Linked DNA regions of Homo sapiens: region 1 is linked to region 2. Evidence: chromatin contacts called from ENCODE Hi-C data. All regions are on one chromosome and are shown on one strand. Each heading gives the region's core, a stretch centred on a gene start or an enhancer-like site at or near the end of the contact. The rest is flanking DNA. Distances are from core to core; before and after follow the strand shown.

Region 1 (5,729 bases), core at 1,214-3,713, 3.5 Mb before region 2:
TGATGGAAGACCAGTTTTGTTTTATTTCCAATTGTCATGAATTAATCTTTTTGGCCTGTACACTGTTGAATGAAATGAGTCTGCCAATCATGCACTTGGATATTGTGACAACATCATATTGCTGTAACAGCTGCTAAATGTTTGTTCTCAATATCTGTACTTAACTCATCATGGACAGTAACAGACAGTTCATGGATCAGCAGGGGTCCAGGGGCCACAGTGTGTAACCTGGTATAGAGTGTCACTCGCCTCATCTGCTATTTCAAGTCTGAGAAAGATGGCTGGGTGCAGTGGCTCATGCCTACAATCCCAGCTTTGGGAGGCCAAGGTGAGTGGATCGCCTGAGGCCAGGAGTTCGAGACCAGCCTGGGCAACATGGTGAAAATTAGCCTGGCGTGGTGGCGCATGCCTGTAGACCCAGCTATTAAGGAGGCTGAGGCGGGAGAATCACTTGAATCCGGGAGGCAGAGGTTGTGGTGAGCCGAGATTGCGCCACTGCACTCCAGCTTGGGCAATAGACTGAGACTCCATTTCAAAAAAAAAAAAAGACAGAAAGACTTTAGAAACTAAAAATTTCAAGAACTTGACTTCCTTTTTCTACATTCTGCTGTGTCATTCCTTCCCTAAGCCAGTAGGCACTGAACACGCTAGCTGCTGCCAGGCTGGAGAGAAGCAGTCATGGGGTCACAGAAGACAGTAGAAATTAAATTGTATCAGTTAACACAGCAACTTTCAGTCTTGCTGTAGAAATGAGAAGTATGAAACTGGTACAAAAAGAAAAAGGAAAGAAACAAAGATGAGCAACTAATCATAATTTGTGAACACATTAATTGCAACTTACAAAAACCAAGAGGATTTTTCTTCTTTATTTTCCGGCGTCTACATTAAGGACACAGAGATTTTTTCAAAAAGCTGTTTGCACTAATAAGAGAGCTTAGCAGCAGGATAGATGATTACAAATAATATCAAAATTGAGAGAACTTCTACTCTACTAGAATAACATTTAGGAACATTGTCTCATTCACAATAACTATAAAACAAAATACTTGAAGATCAAATTAATAGAAAGTTACTGAAGATAGTAACCCAGCTTTTATTAGTTTTATAAAATAATCTTCTTAAGTATCTCAGTAAGATGTAATGATTTTTTTCAAACAAACAAAAACTATGCAGTTTTTTAAACTAAAAATACAAAAGTTAGCCAGGTATGGGGGTGCATACCTGTAGTCCCAGCTACTCGGGAAGCTGAGGCAGGAGGATCACCTCAGCCTGGGAGGCAGAGGTTGCAGTGAGCCAGGATCGCACCTCTGCACTCCAGCCTGGACAACAGAGCAAGACCCTGTCTCAAAAAAGAAAGGAGAGAGAGAAAATAAGGCTTTCCAATTTTTTTTTCTTCTTTTTTAAAAATTTCAGTGAATTTCAGTCGTGAGTGACCATTCTCCCAGGAGATGGAAAGATTATTTCATTACACTAGTAAAAGCTGGGTGCAGTGGCATGCACCTGTAGTCCCAGCTGAGGTGGGAAGATGACTTGAGCTCAGGAGTTGGAGGCTGTAGTGATCTATGATTGTGCCATTGCACTCCAGCCTCGGTGACAGAGCAAGCTGTCTCTAAAAACAAAACAAAAACCTAAAGTCTCAATATTATAAAGAAATGCAAATTCATCTACAAATGCAATTCCATTCTAATCAAAATCACATAGAAGGAGTGGGGGAATTCAACAAAGTGGTTCTGAAATCTATCTAGAAATAAAAGATTAATATAATAGCCAAGGAAAAGTCAAAGGGGAAACTTGAGAATACTTAACCTCTTTGATATTAAATGACATTACAAATCAGGCATGCTGTCTTGTGCCTGTAGTCCCGCTACTCAGAAGGCTGAGGCAGGAGGATTCCTTGAACCCAGGAGATCAAGGCCAGCCTGGGCAACATGGCAAGACCCTGTCTCTAAAACAATAAAATAAAATGGCATTATAAACCTACAGAAATTAAAACAGGGTGATTCTGCATAGGCATTGAAAGAAAAATCAATGGAACAGAAACACTATGCAAAAAGAGTCACAAATATCAGCAAAATTTTGTATGTGATAAATGGGCAATTAAAATCACCAGAGAAAGGATAGCTTGTTTAATAAATAGTGTTGGAATAACTAATTAACAAATGTAGGCTGGGCCCATTGGTGCATGCTTGTAGTCCCAGCTACTTGGAAGGCTGAGGCAGGAGGATTGCTCGAGGCCAGGAGGTTGAGGCTGCAGGGAACCATGATCACACCACTGCAGTCCAGCCTGGGCAACAGAGCAAGAGTCTGTGTCTCAAAAAAACACACCAAAAGACAAGTGGCCCAGTTCTGTGGGCTCATGTTTGGATTGAACTTCCTCATCTCTTAAAGGAGGGCGTCGCCACATGACTTGCCTTGGCGAGGAAATGTGAGTTCAAGCAATATGTGTCATTTCTGAGTAGCGGCTCTAACCGCCAGTTTCACTTTCCCTCTGCCACGGTCCTAGAGTGATCGTGATGCACAACAGAGCCCCGCGTTGACCCATAATGAACACAAAGTGCGAGAGTGAAGTACACCTTTGTTGTGTTAAGCCACTAGATTTGGGGGTTTCTGTCATGCAGCATATCCCAGCCTACCCTGGATGATACAGTCTCTATCTCATACTTCACACCTGTTAGAGGAAAAACAAGTCACCCCAGGAAATTAGAAACATGAATGATTAGCATTTGCTGGGAGTATCTGTGCTTCCAAAGAGGGTGATAGGGAGAAGCCATTGTTTATTCAACAGAGTGAAGGACCGGCTACATAACTTGTAACTTGTGGGGCCCAGTGCCAAATGAAAATGCGCAGTCCCTTGTTTAAAAACTGATTAAAAACTTCAAGAGGGTGACAGCAGAGCATTAAATCAAGCACAGAGTCCCTCTAAGCATGGGTCCCTGGGCGTCTACACAGGTCACACACCCAGGAAATCATGAAGCATCTTTGGCTGTGTCTAATTGACATGTCTGCATCCTCCCTTTTCTCCTGAGCCAGTTTCTACTGCTCTGCCTCAGATTATACTTCCATGGGGCAGTGAGGTTGATGTCTGTGTGTCATTCATGAAGTGTTGATACAAATATCACCTCAGTGAAGCTAAGCCCCCAGGCCCCATGCTACTTATCTCTGATCCTGATTCATTTTTCTCCTTAATACTCACTACCATCATAGTATATATTTCACAAATTTATCTTACTTACAAGTATTTCCCCTAGTAAGATGGAATCCACAAGGGCACAGATTTTTTTTTTTTTAGTTGAGTCTTGCTCTCTTGCCCAGGTTGGAGTGCGCTGTTGCAATCTCAGCTCACTGCAACCTCTGCCTCCCAGGTTCAAGTGATTCTCCTGCCTCAACTACCCAAGTAGCTGGGACTACAGGCGCCTGCCACCACACCCTGCTAATTTTTGTATTTTCAGTAGAGATGGAGTTTCACCATATTGGTCAAGCTGGTCTTGAACTCCTGACCTCAAGTGATCCACCCACCTCAGCCCCCCAAAGTGCTGGGATTACAGGTGTGCGCCACCATGCCCAGTTAATTTTTGTATTTTTAGTAGAGACGGGATTTTGCCATGTTGACCAGGCTGGTCTGGAACTCCTGACCTCAGGTGATCCACCCACCTCCCAAAATGTTGGGATTACAGGCGTCAGCCACCACACCAGGCCAAGGACCAGATTTTTGTCTATTTTGGTCACTGTGTAACCTCAACATTTAGGATAGCCTGTCAGATAGCTGGGACTCAGTAAATGTTTGGTTTTTGTTTTGTTTTGTTTTGTTTTTGAGACAGGGTCTTGCTCTGTTGCCTAGGCTGGAGTGCAGTGGCACAATCTCAGCTCACTGCAGCCTCTACTTTCCTGAGCTCAAATGACCCTCCCACCTCAGTTTCCCGAGTAGCTGGGACTACAGGCACATGCCACCATGTTCAGCTAATTTTGTTTGTTTTTTGTAGAGATGGGGTCTCACTATGTTGCCCAGGCTGATCTCGAACTCCTGGGCTCAAGCAATCCTCCTGCCTTGGCCTCTCAAAGTGCTGGGATTACAGGTGTGAGCCACTGCACTCTGCCAATATTTGTTGAAAGAATGTATGAATGAATTTAAAGAATATCAATTGACTGGGCATGGTGGCTCACACCTGTAATCCCAGCACTTTGAGAGGCCAAGGTGGGTGGATCACCTGAGGTCAGGAGTTCGAGTCTAGCCTGGCCAACATGGCGAAACCCCGTCTGTACTAAAAATACAAAAATTAGCCAGGTGTAGTGGCGCTTGCCTGTAATCCCAGCTACTCTGGAGGCTGAGGCAGGAGAATCGCTTGAACCCAGGAGGCAGAGGTTGCAGTGAGCCAAGACTGTACCACTGCACTCCAGCCTGGGCAACAAAGCAAGACTCTGTCTCAAAAAAAAAAAAAAAAAAAGAATATCAATCCAAGAATATAAACAGGCAAAGTATACACAGAGAATATACATAGATGCCTGTTACATAACAGACAAATACAAATTGGTGAGTCCATCCATTCAACGATATTTATTTATTTCATTTTATTTATTTTTTTGAGATAGAGTCTCACTTTCAGCCAGGCTGGAGTGCAGTGGCGCGCTCTCAGCTCACTGCAACCTCCACCTCATGGGTGCAAGTGATTCTCCTGCCTCAGCCTCCCGAGTAGCTGGGATTACAGGCGCCCGCCACCATGCCTGGGTAATTTTTTGTATTTTTAGTAGAGACGGGGTTTCGCCATGTTGGCCAGGATGGTCTCGAACTCCTGACCTCAGATGATCCGCCTGCCTTGGCCTCCCAAAGTGCTGGATTACAGGCGTGAGCTACCATGCCCAGCCAACAACATTTAATGCTTGCCTCTCAAGTCACTGCATCACATCATCCTCTGGGGCACAATAACAACCAGACCATAGAAAGTACCCTTAGGACACTTCCTGTCCAGTGAAGGACTTGGGTGCTTGAGCTATTGCTGCAATTTTTTTTTTTTTTAGACAGGGTCTTGCTCTGTTGCCCAGGTTGGAGTGCAGTGACACTATCTCAATTCACTGCAACCTCCACCTCCCAAGCTCAAGCGACCCTCCCACCTCAGCCCCACAAGTAGCTAGTACCACAGGTGCGCACCACCACGCCCAGCTAATTTTTGTATATATATTTTTGTAGAGACAGTGTTTTGCTATGTGGCCCAGGCTGGTCTCAAACTCCTGGACTCAAGTGATCTGCCTGCCTCGGCCTCCAAGTGTAAGCCACTAAACCTGGTCTCATTGTTAGAAACCTTGACAGCAATTGCAAAACATGATTTCATAGGATGTCATGAGGTTGGGCCCCTATAGGAAAAAGATTATTTTTATTTATTTATTATGATTATTATTTTTGAGGCGAAGTTTCTCTCTTTCGCCCAGGCTGGAGTGAAGTGGTGCGATCTCAGCTCACTGCAACTTCTGCCTCACGGGTTCAAGAGATTCTCCTGCTTCATCCTCCCGAGTAGCTGGGATTATAGGCGTGTGCCACCAAGCCCGGCTAATTTTTGTATTTTTAGTAGAGATGGGGTTTAACCATGTTGGCCAGGCTGGTCTCAAACTCCTGACTTCAGGTGATCCATCCACCCTCAGCCTCCCAAAGTGCTGGGATTATAGGCATGAGCCACCGCGCCTGGCCTCTTTTTAGTTTTATTTTATTCTTTTAAATCAGCTTTACTGGAGTACTATCT
Region 2 (5,641 bases), core at 2,936-5,435:
TACAGTAACCAAAACAGCATGGTACTGATATGAAAACAGATATATAGACCAATGGAACAGAACTGAGGCCTCAGAAATAACACCACACATCTACAACCATCTGATCTTTGAGAAACCTGACAAAAATAAGCAATGGGGAAAGGATTCCCTATTTAATAAATGGTGTTGGGAAAACTGGCTAGCCATATGCAGAAAACTAAAACTGGACCCCTTCCTTACCCCTTATACAAAAATTAACTCAATATGAATTAAAGATGTAAATGTAAGACCTAAAACCATAACAACCCTAGAAGAAAACCTAGACAATACCATTCAGGACATAGGCATGGGCAAAGACTTTATGACTAAAACACCAAAAGCAATTGCAACAAATGCCAAAATTGACAAATGGGATCTAAGTAAACTAAAGAGCTTCTGCACAGCAAAAGAAACTATTATCAGAGTGAACAGGCAAGCTACAGAATGGGAGAAAATTTTTGCAATCTATCCATCTGGCAAAGGGCTAACATCCAGAATCTACAAGGAACATGAACAAATGTACAAGAAAAAAACAAGCAACCCCATCAAAAAGTGGGCGAAGGATATGAGCAGACACTTTTCAAAAGAAGACATTTATGCAGCCAACAAACAAATGAAAAACAGCTCATCATCACTGGTCATTTGAGAAATGCAAATCAAAGCCACAGTGAGATACCATCTCAGGCCAGTTAGAATGGTGATCATTAAAAAGTCAGGAAACAACAGATACTGGAGAGGATGTGGAGAAATAGGAATGCTTTTACACTGTTGGTGGGAGTGTAAATTACTTCAACCATTGTGGAAGACAGTGCAGTGATTCCTCAAGGATCTAGAACTAGAAATACCATTTGACCCAGCAATCCCATTACTGGGTATATACCGAAAGGATTATAATCATTCTACTATAAAGACACATGCACATGTATGTTTATTGCAGCAGTATTCACAATAGCAAAGACTTGAAACCACCCCAAATGCCCATCAATGATAGGATAGATAAAGAAAATGTGGCACATATACACCATGGAATACTATGCAGCCATAAAAAAGAATGAGTTTATGTCCTTTCCAGGGACATGGATGAAGCTGAAACCATCATTCTCAGCAAACTAACACAAGAACAAAAAAATAAACACCACATATTCTCACTTATAAGTGGGAGTTGAACAACGAGGACATATGGGCACAGGGAGGAGAACATCACACACCAAGGCCTGTTGGGTGGTGGGGGACAAGAGGAGAGACAGCATTAGGAGAAATACCTAATGTAGATGTTGGGTTGATGGGTGCAGCAAATGACCATGGCACATGTATAACTGTGTAACAAACCTGCAGGTTCTGCACATGTATCCCAGAACTTAAAGTATAATTTAAAAAATCAATTTTTTAAATAATTCCATGTATATGACATACTCAGAATAGGCAAATCTATAGAGACAGAAAGTAGATTAAAGACAGAACATTTCTTATGATTTGGGGGATGGTGGAAAGATAGGGAAAATGGAGGTTATTACATGAAAGGCATGGAGTCTTTTTTGAGATGATAAAAATGTTCAAAATGACTGTGGTTATGATTGCACATATCTACAGACAAATATCTGCAAATATTGAATTGTACATTTTAAATGTGTAAATTGTATGGTGTATGAAGTACATCTCAATAAAGTTGTTTAAAAACCAAATTTAGTCTCTTACAGTTCTAGAAGCCAGAAGTCTGAAATCTGCATCTCTGGACTGAAATCAAGGCATCAGCAGAACTGCTCCTTCTGGAGGTTCTAGGAGAGAACATATTCCCTTTCTCTTTTGGCTTCTGGTTTGCTGCCAGCATCCCTGGCCTGTCAGCAGCATAGAATAAATCTTCAAGGCCAGTGTCTTTAAATCTCTCTGTGTTCCATTTTCACATTGCCTTCTCACAATTAAGCTACCAGATTCTTAACAAATCTGTATTAGTCATCTATGCTGCATAACAAATTACCCAAAACTTAGTGATTTCAAACAACAAACACTTACTGTCTCCCAGTGTCTGTGAGTCAGGATTCTAGACATAGTTTAGGTTGAGTGATCTTGGTTTAAGGTCTCTTTTAAGGCTGCAATCAAGGTGTCTGCCAATAATGCAATAATCCAAAGGCTCAACTGGAGAAGAATCCACTTCAAGCTCACTCCCATGGCTATTGGCAGGCCTCAGATCCTTGCGGGCAACTGGCTGAAGACATCAGATATCTGCTACATGGGCTTCTCCATAGGACAGCTCACAACATGGCAGCTGCTTCTCCTCAAGAAGCAGGAGAGAGGGGAAGAAGAAGATACAAGTCACAATTTCTTTATAAGCTAATTTCAGAAGTGACATCCTGTTACTTTTACTTTTTCATTAGAAGTGAATCACTAGATCCAGAGGAAGGGATTACATAGTGGGGTGAATGCCAGGAGCTGGAGATAATCTCAAAGGCTGACTACCACAGCAGTTCTCTCAGTAACTAGGAGGACATGCAGACAAAATGTCAGTAAGGATACAAAAGATTTGATCAAGGTGATTAACAAATTTGATGTAATTGAGCACTGCACCCAACAACTGAAAAACACAGCTCCTTTTCAAGCCCATGTGAGATATTAACTAAAATTAATCATAAGCTTGGTCAAGAAGCAAGTCTCAACAAATCTTGAAATATCAAAATTATATAAGTATGTTTTCTGATCATTGTGGAATTAAACTATAAATATTTACAAAAAGATCATTAGAAAATCCTCATATATTAGGAATTTGGGAAATAATCTAAATAACTGATTTATCAAAAAAGAAATTACCACAGATACTAGAAAATATTTTGGACTAAATAATAATTAAAATACTGCACATTAAACTTGAGGCATGTAGTTACTGCTGTACTTGGAATTTATAGCCTTAAATCCCTATATCAGAAAAATAAAAATGATTGAAACCCAGTAATGAAAGCATCCATTACAACAATTTACTAAAACAATGACAAAGGTTTAATTTTAGTGTGGTCAGTGGGGGTGGGGAAGATGTTGCCAAGGGTGCTGTCTAGTTACTACTGCTGCATAGCAAAACACCCCAAAACACAAGGTCAAAAAAACAACCATCTTATTATGATCAATGACACTGTGGGTAAGGAATTCAGACAGGGTACAAGAATGACTTATCTCTGCTATATGTTGCCTGGGGTCTCAGTTGGGAAACTCACCTGGGGATGACTCAACTGCTGGGTCATCTGGAAGCTTCTTCTTTTACATGTCTGATGATTGATAATGGATATTGGCTGCATCTTAGCTGGGATGTCAGTTAGAACTCTTACATGTGTCCCTGCAATGTGATCTCTTCATGCATGCTAGTTTGGGCTTCCTCATAGCATGGTGGCAAGGTTCCAAAAATTAGCATCCCAAGAAAGCCAGGTAGAAATGCAGGGAATTATTATGGTCTAGCCTCAGAAGTCACATCACATCCCTTCTGTTGCAGTCACAGACCTGCCCAAACTCAGGGGGAGGGAACATATGCCTACATCTCCATGGGAAGAGTGTCGAAGAGCATGAGTGAAGAGGGACCTTGTTGCAGTCAGCTCTAGAAAATAGAATCTGTCATCAGTGAAGACAGGGATTAGAGTTAGAACAAAGAGTGCTAAACGGAACACTCTGGCCAGTTCCTTGTCAAGAAATCCCTCTCAGAAAAAATGTTTAACAAGCTAGAATAAGGTGTCGAGGGGAGAGGGACACTCATCATGCTACAGAGCAATCAAATCTCATCGCTGATTGGCCCCTTTCATTCCACCCCTTCTCATCACCATTCTCATCACCAACATCCGGTCAGCCACTGGTAAGGAGGCAGGGGTGGGGAGCAGTGGGGAAACTGAGTCACAGGAGGCAGTGTCTGGCACTGGGTCCACAGAAGTGATGAGCTCATGGCTAGAGGCTCTGAATGTGATTTCATGTGCAGGTGGCTGCTGCTCAGAAGGAGGAGAGGAGATGTATTCTTGGTGTGAGTGTTTCTACATCTCCTCCACTCCCTTCTCCCAAGAGGTGGCCCCAGACTAGGGACAGAAAAAAGAGATACCCCTCCTCCTCCCAGCTGCGTTTCTGCATGTCACTGTTCCTGCAGTATGAGCACACTAAGGCCCTGCACCCCCCGCTTGACACACACAGGCTTCTTCCCCTTTTCTCTAAAACAGAAACTATCCTCCTCCTCCCAAGATCGAACTCCTTGCTCACTCAAAGTCACTTCCCCTGTAAGCGTACTTTGAAGAGCCAAAGCCTCCCATCAGATATGGCTTCAGGATCATTTTTACAACTGACACCTCTGGAGTGGGGAAAAACAGGGATCCACACCTGTGAAGCCCCATTCCCGGGAGCCCTCCTCCTGACTAGCTGCACAGCTCATCTGAGCCCAGGTCTTGGACTATCACAGGAGGCTGGACACACCGTTCTCTATGGCAGACCCTGTTCCTGGGCTCCTGGATGAGGAAGGGTCACCAGCACACCTGACACAAAGTGAGGGGCCCAAAGGACACAGCCTAGGCACTAAGGGTGTCTGCCAGGGCCCCTCCAAGCACCTTGGGACCCTTATATCAGTAACTTATTAGCTTGTGTCTGATTCCTATTTCACAATCTAGAAACTGGAACGGTCATAATCCTACAGCCCTTTCCTCCCATCATAGTAACTTCCTCTTATATCATGGAACACATAGTTTTGCCTCTCTCAGCAGAGCAGAATCCAAGACCTCCCAAGAACAGACCTGCAGGCAGAGCAGGCTCCAGGGCCCACCATGATGCCCATACCTGCCTCTCGGCCCTGCCTGAGAGAAACAGCACAAACTATTTCGTCCAACCCTGCTGCTGCCTCCGGCTGCTGGGACTCACAGGTGAGTGCCCCCACCCTCAGGTACCATGATGCAGGGATGCTCTCCTGAGTTTGGCGGCGGTACCATTTCGCCACCTGCAGTGGGGCGGATGAATCTCTGTTGTCCTAGGGCCTCTTTCTTTGCCACCCCTTCCTCTTTAAGACACTTCCCTAAATAGTTTGTTTTATAACTAGTGTCTCCAAAACAAATCCTTCCAGAATTCTTCTTGCTTGGAGGGGTTGCTTTCTCTCCCATCCAGGCGTTTCCCCATGACAGGGGTGCCCAGTCCCTCTCACTTCCCACACCCCTGATGTCCTGTGAAGGTTCCACGACCCCCTAGGCCTGACCTGCAGGACCTGATGCCATCCTGAGAGAAGAAGTAGAGGAGCAGCATTTGACCCCTTGGTCCCCAGGAGGGAGACAGGGATGCTGTCATTAAGATGAGTACACATGGATGCATAGGTGATTAATAGATAGATTAGATAGATAGATAGGTAGATAGATAACAACAAGTACTACACATGCAATGTAGAACTATTAGAAAAAATTGCTAAATGGTCCTTTTTAGACTAGTAAGTCTCCCAGAATCTCAGAAACCTAGGATTACGTTCTTGATGCGGGTGTTTCTCCTGCCTGTCTACTCTCTTCTCTCCAAAGATGATCTGCACAGTCAGGAGAGGCAACCATTCTTCTCCCAGTGGTGTTAACATCTCAATTTAGAGTCCAACTAATAAAGTGGTTAAAAGCACAGGCATTAAAAAAAAAAAAAAAAACGA

The links. A loop is a pair of places that touch in the nucleus more often than their neighbours do. Pooled maps may share reads with other maps.
Region 1: a loop to region 2 is called in a map with no recorded cell type, with 31 times the contacts of the local background. The contact joins two enhancer-like sites. A Hi-C loop is called at or near these places in 4 of 37 single-sample maps with no recorded cell type and 2 of 50 pooled maps.

The regions. Positions count from the first base shown.
Region 1 is chr20:5,075,390-5,081,118 of GRCh38, reverse strand. It overlaps a transcript of TMEM230 not described here. Among named protein-coding and RNA genes, the nearest start is that of TMEM230, 35 kb to the left of the region's middle. RefSeq lists enhancers at 468-627, 2,133-2,202. Within about 2 kb of position 2,463, at least 23 of the 41 ENCODE cell types and tissues checked have a DNase peak (open chromatin) inside an H3K27ac peak, as active enhancers do.
Region 2 is chr20:1,536,400-1,542,040 of GRCh38, reverse strand. It overlaps SIRPD (signal regulatory protein delta), which reads left to right. Exons shown (of 4, transcript NM_178460.3): 3 at 4,731-4,886. LOC105372499 (a long non-coding RNA gene) reads right to left here. Exons shown (of 4, transcript XR_001754464.2): 3 at 2,029-2,284. Among named protein-coding and RNA genes, the nearest start is that of SIRPD, 18 kb to the left of the region's middle. Within about 2 kb of position 4,185, at least 13 of the 41 ENCODE cell types and tissues checked have a DNase peak (open chromatin) inside an H3K27ac peak, as active enhancers do.